Linked DNA regions of Homo sapiens: region 2 is linked to region 1. A link is a contact called in ENCODE Hi-C or POLR2A ChIA-PET data. All regions are on one chromosome and are shown on one strand. The core of a region is the stretch at or near the end of the contact, and the rest is flanking DNA. Distances in the headings are between cores, read along the strand shown.

Region 1 (3,730 bases), core at 847-3,346:
ATAGCGTAAGACTTATTGATATACAGTATCTATACTCCGCCCCTCTCTGAGGATTCTATATTGGTCATTGTTCAAGGCTTCTAGTGATTTTCTTTTATTATATGAAAAAGGAGAGTTCAATGTAGGACAGAGGTGGAGCTACCTTGGGTGGTGGGGCAGAGTACAAAGAACAAATAATGATCTTATATGTCTGTGCACGTCCTTCCTCCAAATGTTTCTATAACTGCGATCTTTTGAAAATTAACAGCCTTGGCCATCTCAAAGGAGGAAAAATAAATAAAGGAATATGCAGCTCAATCTGTGTGTTTACGGGGCAGATAGGTGAAGATGAGAACCATAGATCTTATTGAGAGGGAAGCTGCCCACTTTTGTCCTTCTATTTGGGTGAGAAGTTGTTGAGCCTCCCTATGTTTATACTGGGAGCCCTATTTTTATAAAGCCCTCTGAAGGCTGTGTGGTGTTGCCAACTTGGAGAAAAGGTTGAAGCTCCAGTCCTGGATCCACAAATTCTGTGTGCCCACTCTTGAGCAAGTTACTTAAGCCCTGTGAGCCTGAGTTTTCTCACTTCCAAAACAAGGTCCTCACACAGGTGTGCTGGGAGGTTTAGATGAAAGCACCTGCCAAATAAATCACAGAAATGAGAGCCTACCAAAGATTTGTGCTCCCTGCATTTTATCTTGTATTTTTTTAAAATCTCAAGATGGTGGTACTACTGCCTCTTCACCTCCTCATTTTCTTTCTTTTTCTGGTCTTGCCCTGTTATCCCCTCCACCAGGATGCACCCAGGACACTTTCCCAGATTTGCCATGTCCCATGGGAGGCTCTGGCTATAGTTAATAGAGAAGGTTTCCGAGAGAGAGAGGCTGAGACAGACACCTGGAAGGAAAGGTTGGATATCTCCTTTGGAGGAAAAGCTAGGGAAAGTCCTAAGAGGAGGGCATTTGCTGTGCCATTTGTCATTTAGATCTGGAGGTGGTAGAAATACAGACATTCTGATGTTTCTATAAAGGCTGTCAGGGCTTAATGAAGTTCTTCATGGGGCAGGAGCCGCACGTGCTTATTAAGGTTGGATCAGTGGATACACTCATCCCCTGGATCTGGGAGCAAACTGGAATCAACAGTGCCACCAAGTGGCAGCCAGCTAATAAGCAAGTTGAAACACTAAGACTGCAACTTCTAGTGCTTTGCCCAAATATCTCTGTCTCTTACTCTTTTTCTTTCTAAAAATAAGATCAAGTATATTTTCCTAGGGTGGATATAGAGAGAATGATCTTGTAGACATACCTTCTTCTGGCATGTTGTAGAGCTTGGATACATGATTTTTCTTTATTAAACAATCAAAACCTTTAAAGTCCCACTCAAATGAGCAGGTCATAGGAGTAGATACCTCTGCATACGTGTATACAGGTCATTTATAAAAACTGAGGGATGGGGGCTGTGTGTGTTGGGATTCAAGAAGATTTCCAAAGTGTATTAACCAGGAGTGAAACTCAGGATGACAAATACTGTACACGATGGCAAACAGCATAGACAACATACACGACTCTATTTAGGAGAGGAAACCATTTATATTATTACAGTCTGTAACCTTTTTGTTTTTTATTTAGAGTATTTCTTTTTCTGATCATAAAAGTGTTCGTTGTAATAATTTGAAAGGCTTATTACTTTAAAAAGAATACATTCTACTGGCTGTTAAACACCTTGTAAATAACACAAAATACCAAGATTTTTAGGATACAGAAAAATCCATTTCATTCTGGTCCATTTGTTTGTCATTAGAAAGAGTCTATTTTGTACTCATGCTGCTGTGTTCATTTTAGGACTAATTTGAGGTAAGCTTCCAGCTTTGATTGTTGCTTTCCCCATTATTTTTATTTTCGATCCCCCATAGAATGCATTTCCATCTTCCAATCTCCTCCTCCCGTCCATTCTGCACACAACCCAGCTTTCAGAATAATCTGGTATTGAGAGTCAATCCGTGCTCTGGAAGGTGTCTCAGTGTCCCTGTGACAGCCAGCTCTGCAGTATCCATCGGACTTGATATGGTGGCTCTTGTAGTGTTGCTTTTCTAAGAGCTAAAGTACTTTCTCGTGGTCATGAATAGTGTGGGAAGCCCATAGCTCGGGCTGTTGAAAGGTCTATCAGTTCTGCTGTGCCTGACAATGTTGACCCCAGGGTAGAGAGATTTCCTCCCACTTCCTAGGTGTGTGGGAGGTAGGGGCAAGTGCTAGGGGATTTATGAATGAGATGGAAGGGAGGACAGAAAATGAAGAAGGGAAAAAGATATCAGGAACCAACAGACCATCAGCTGAATTCTAACTACAAAAATGACAAATAACAAAAGCAATTTATTTATTTATTTATTTATTTTTATTTTTATTTTTTTTGAGATGAAGTCTTGCTCTGTCGCCCAGGCTGGAGTGCAGTGGTGCCATCTCGGCTCACTGCAAGCTCCACCTCCCAGGTTCACGCCATTCTCCTGCCTCAGCCTCCCGAGTAGCTGGGACTACAGGCACCTGCCACCATGCCTGGCTAATTTTTTGTACTTTTAGTAGAGATGGGGTTTCACCATGTTGTTAGCCAGGATGGTCTCTATCTCCTGACCTTGTGACCCACCCGCTTCAGCCTTCCAAAGTGCTGGGATTACAGGCGTGAGCCACTGCGCCCGGCCAGCAAAAGCAATTTAAAATGTACCTTGCTCCATAATAAATATAAGGGAGTGAGGAACAAAGCTTTTCTTCCCCCAATTCCTTTGATTTTTTATTTTTTTTGAAGAAAAGTAGATTAAGCATGAGTTTTAAGTACTGTTCAGAATAAAAACCAAGATAGACCCCAATAACTTACCTTAATTTTGAGTATAATATTATATTGTAGGTCATTTCTGGACTTGGGTGGCTATTTTTAAACATATTTTTAAATTGTGGTAAGATATACGTAACATAAAGGTTACCATTTTAACAATTTTTAAGTGGACAGTTCAGTGGCAGTATGTATATTCACATTTTTGTGCAAATGTATGTTTCTAGAACTTTTTCGTCTTCCCCAACTGAAACTCCACATCCATGAAACACTAACCCCCCATTTCCCCCTCCGTCATCTTACTTTCTGTCTCTGGCCATTTGTCTATCTTCTTTGGAGAAATATCCATTCAAGTCCTTTGCCTAGTTTCTGTCTCTATGAATTTGACTACTCTAGGGCCAAATATAAGTGGGCTCATATAAGTATTTGTCCTTTTGTGACTGGCTGATTTCAATTATAATGTCCTCAAGTTTCATCCATGTTGTAGTATGCATCAGAATTTCTTTCCTTTTTAAGGTTGAATAGTAGCTGATCATATGTGTATATCACATTCTGTTTTCTGATTCATTCATTGATGGACACGTGGGTTGCTTCTGCCTTTTATCTGTTGTGGTCAACGCTGCTATGACCATGGATGTATAAATATTTGCTTGAGTTCCCACTTTAGTTTTTTTTTGGTTATATGCCCACAAGTAGAATTGTTGGGTTGTGTGGTAATTCTTTTTTTTTTTTTTTTTTTTTTTTTTTTTTGAAACTGAGTCTCTCTCTGTTGCCCAGACTGGAGTGCAGTGGCACGATCTCGGCTCACTGCAACCTCTGCCTCTCAGGTTCAAGCGATTCTCCTGCCTCAGCCTTCTGAGTAGCTGGGATTACAGGTGTGCACCACCATGCCTGGCTAATTTTTTTGTATTTTTAGTAGAGATGGGGTTTT
Region 2 (3,746 bases), core at 471-2,970, 96 kb before region 1:
TTGCTTTTGAGGTGGACTTGTGAACATGGCAGTGAGTGAGTGGCTCAGGGGCTGTTGAATTTGGTGAATCCTTTAAAGAAGTTACATCTTCTGGAAAGTCAAACAGTACAGCATTATTATGAATATGTCCATCAGTGCAGCTGTTTAAGAGGCCCAGAAACCAATGGTTTTCTTTTGTCATGAAAAGCTGCAGCCATGATATTTTTTTGAAATGACAGAAATATTTGTCAGAGCAGTGGCAGTTGGTATGTGGCATTATTGAGTCTTAATCTGTGCGCTAGCAACGGAATGTGTTCGCTTCTTTGTTATAACCAATTTATAATAATCCTAGCTGACTCTTCCGTGGAGCTTCCCTTGAGCCAGGCCGATTGAAGCAGTTCGGAACTGCTGACTCATTTAATCCTCACAGCAGGAGAGTAGAAGCTGTTCGGTAGCTGCGTCCTTATTCCCATTTTGTAGATTAAAGAATTGAGGCATAGAGCGACTAAGAATTTGCAGAAGGTCACATCATTAGATGGCGGGGTCAGGCTTTGAACCCAGGCTGTGTTCGATTCATTTTGCTGCCTCTCATCAAGTGAGTCCAATAACCTGACATCTTATTAAAAGGAAGAAACGATTCCTGTTCCCTTTGGTTTCATCCTACCCTGAGCCTTCTACTTGATTTTCTGGCTCTTCTGGTTTGGACTACGAGTTTGTAATTGCTTTCCTTAATGCAGGTGAAGAACTTTTCCCAGATCTTTGCGGTGTTGAATTGCAAAACAATACAACGTATACATCCACGCACACTTAAAACAAAACGAGCCATATTCATTTATTAATCAAGAGAGGCTCGACTCGGGCCTAAAATGACCAGTCGCTCTGCAAGGACAGGTATTAAAAAGCGCGGGGTCTGGGAGCCGGTGAGAGAAGGCTCTTTCTCATCCAGGATCCGAGGACTTCCCGCGGACACGAGGGAGAAGCGTCCTCTCGGAAGAGGCCCGTGGGAGCGGGCGCGGTGCAACCCTCGGCCCCTCTGGGACGCAGGTCTCCGGGTTCCCCGCGGATCTCCCGGCCCTTGGGCCTGGGTGCGTCGCTGCGCGCAGCAGAGACGGCCTCCGCCCTGGGGCTGGGTGCCGCTGTCCCGGGTTTCACTGGCTGGAGGAGGAGGGAGGGCGCACCCTGGCCCCGCACTCCCCGCGACATTTGGGTGCCAGGGACGTCAGTCAGCCTGGGATGAGGGTGCCCCCGGCTGGGGAAGAGAAGAGGGAGGGAAGGGAGTACGCGGGTTTGAGCACTCTCCCCACCGGTGTTTGTCACCTCCCCCGCCTGGATCCCTCCCTCCCCAGCCGCCGCCCACCTGGGCTCCCCGGCCTGCAGCGGCGGTGGCGCGAGGCTCACTCCCCAGGCCGCACAGTCGCACCCACGGCGGTCTGCGGAGCTTTCCGGGTCTCTGCCCGCCCCCTCCCCCGCTGCGCCCTCCCTCCCAGGGTGCCCGACGTGCACGTTCCCTGCCACTTCGGTCCGGGCGCGCCGGTGGGTTTGGCCTGCGCGGCGGCGGCGGCGAGGCGGGGGAGCGAGTGAGCGCGAGGGGCGGGCGCGAGTGACTGTGTGAGTCACCCGTACCTGGAGTGCGAGCGACGCAGAGCCAGCGGCGCGGAGCCGGAGCCGGAGCCGAGACCCAGCGCCTGCGAGCCCGAGAGCGCGGCCGGCCCCAGGCGCCAGGCCCCGTCGCCCTCCCCGTGCACTCACCCGTGGCCCGGCGCCGACTCCCTACCCGGCGCCCGCCGCCCGCAGCCCTCCCGCCTGCCAGGAGGCGGTGCGGGGCTCGCCGGGGGATGTCACAGCGGCTCCTGGGAGCCAGCAGCCGCCGCCGCCGCCGCCCCCGGGAACCGCGATCATGAACCCCCAGTGCGCCCGTTGCGGAAAAGTCGTGTATCCCACCGAGAAAGTCAACTGCCTGGATAAGGTGAGCGAGGGGGCGCCGGGCCAGCCTGGACCTGCCGGGCGAGGGGCTGCACCTGCTTCGAGAAGTTTTGGCACCTGGGATGGAAAGCAATGAGTGGGTCGGTGCGTGTGCGTGTGCCTTGGCACGGGGGGAGGGCGCGCGAACGAAGACGCCAGCGGGAGTGTCAGAGACCACGCTTGGCGATTGTGATGTTGGAACCGGGAAGGGCTTTTGTCGCGGTGCGGGGCGGTGCGACATCGGCAGAGCCTCTGCGGAGGGCGCACGGCGGTGCGCAGCCCCGGACCCCGGAGGGACCAGGCTGGGCACCCAGGGGGGCACTTCGGCGAGCCGCGCCCCCTCCACCTCCACTCGTGTTCCACAATACCCCCGCCCCCCGCCCCACAGATCCGCCCGCGATCCCACCTCACCGCCCACCCGCAGCGCCTCCTGTGACCGCGGCGAGGGGGAGAGGCAAATAGTAATTAATATGTCATGGGGCGGCCGCTGCCGCATTGCTAAGAATAATCCCTGCTGGAGAGCTCCGGCTCAGCGCGGCAAGCCGGACCCACGGGTGTCTAATCCACCGGGTGGGGAATTCCAGGGGAAGTAGTTCTGTAGCCGGGCCCCTCCAGCCCTGCCCCCTGCCCTTCCCGGGCAGGGACGGAGATGAACAGCCCGGGAGAGAGACACCCAGGAGCGATCCGGAGTGACTGACAGTTGAAACCAGCCAGGGGCGTTCTGGGGAAATTTGCGTCTGAAGATACAAATGCTTCCTTAGAACAAGCTGCCATCCTGACAGTCATCCCGGGCAGAGTCCGAGGTCCAGCATTTTAGTGGAAGCTGGTCAGGTGTAGGGGTACTTACATAGCTCTCGTGCAGCCCCCTCAGCTTGCCTGACTTCGGGTGAACACATATTTATTGAGATCCTACAAACCCTGCATTTAGACACTTTGAACTGGATTCCTTTTGGTTTCGAAGCCACTCTCTGGGCCCCGTTTCTTCATTAACCGAGCTCAGAAATCGTTTCTGGCTGCTCAAAGAAGTGCTGTTTCGACAGAACCTTGACAGTTCGTCCATGGTGCGTCTGTGTATTGCGGTGGGTTTTCCTTTAAGACTCCATTTTCAGAGCTGCCTGCTTTATTTACTTAGCTGAAAGTAGGTAAACACATCCCCAGTTCCCTACACTCTTTTTGTTGTAATATTTTCAGCTACAGGGACTGTGATGCACTAAAAAGCCTTCCTTCTGTGCCCATCCTGGTGAGAACTGGCATTGTACTGTATTTTTAAATGTTTTTTTTTTTTTTCCAGTATTGGCATAAAGGATGTTTCCATTGTGAGGTCTGCAAGATGGCACTCAACATGAACAACTACAAAGGCTATGAAAAGAAGCCCTATTGTAATGCGTAAGTATTGTCAACACGCTGTCCAGGTGTGGCACAGCCTCAGAGCTTGAGAGCCAGTGGACCTGCCTGTTTTGAAGAACTGACTCACTGTGTCACCCAGGTGTGGCAGGGGCCAGTTACCTGTTTATATCACAGACTCTGGGGCCATGTACTTTGTTGACGATCACTGCTTTTTATACCTTTCTAATGTGTTGGGTAACGTCTATGCATCTTCAATCAGGTTAGTTTTTGAGGTTCGCAGTGTTACAGCCTTAGGGACACTTATTAGAAGCTGCTGAACTTCCCCACTGAGAACGTGTGGGCTCTGAAGTGCATGTCAGGTAGATTTCCATTTTAATCCTGTGTCAATTTCCATTTTAATCATAGGATGTTGCCATACTGCAATTTCATACCTGAACCTAGTTGCTATGGAAAGGAGT

Evidence for each region. Hi-C counts contacts between places; a loop is a spot of excess contacts on that map. ChIA-PET counts read pairs that join two places held with the same protein, here RNA polymerase II (POLR2A). Pooled maps may share reads with other maps.
Region 2: a loop to region 1 is called in a map of MCF 10A, with 15 times the contacts of the local background. The contact joins the promoter of NEBL-AS1 here to the enhancer-like site in region 1. A Hi-C loop is called at or near these places in 10 of 168 maps with a recorded cell type or tissue (Caco-2, Calu3, K562 and 6 more) and 3 of 50 pooled maps. POLR2A ChIA-PET finds 5 or more read pairs at or near these places in 2 of 52 experiments (HCT116 and MCF 10A).

Annotation. Positions count from the first base shown.
Region 1 is chr10:21,076,264-21,079,993 of GRCh38, reverse strand. It overlaps a transcript of NEBL not described here. Among named protein-coding and RNA genes, the nearest start is that of NEBL-AS1, 96 kb to the left of the region's middle. Within about 2 kb of position 2,096, at least 2 of the 41 ENCODE cell types and tissues checked have a DNase peak (open chromatin) inside an H3K27ac peak, as active enhancers do.
Region 2 is chr10:21,171,964-21,175,709 of GRCh38, reverse strand. It overlaps NEBL-AS1 (NEBL antisense RNA 1), which reads right to left and starts at 1,720. Exons shown (of 2, transcript NR_046283.1): 1 at 1,603-1,720; 2 at 787-1,228. It also overlaps a transcript of NEBL not described here. RefSeq lists an enhancer at 1,251-2,141.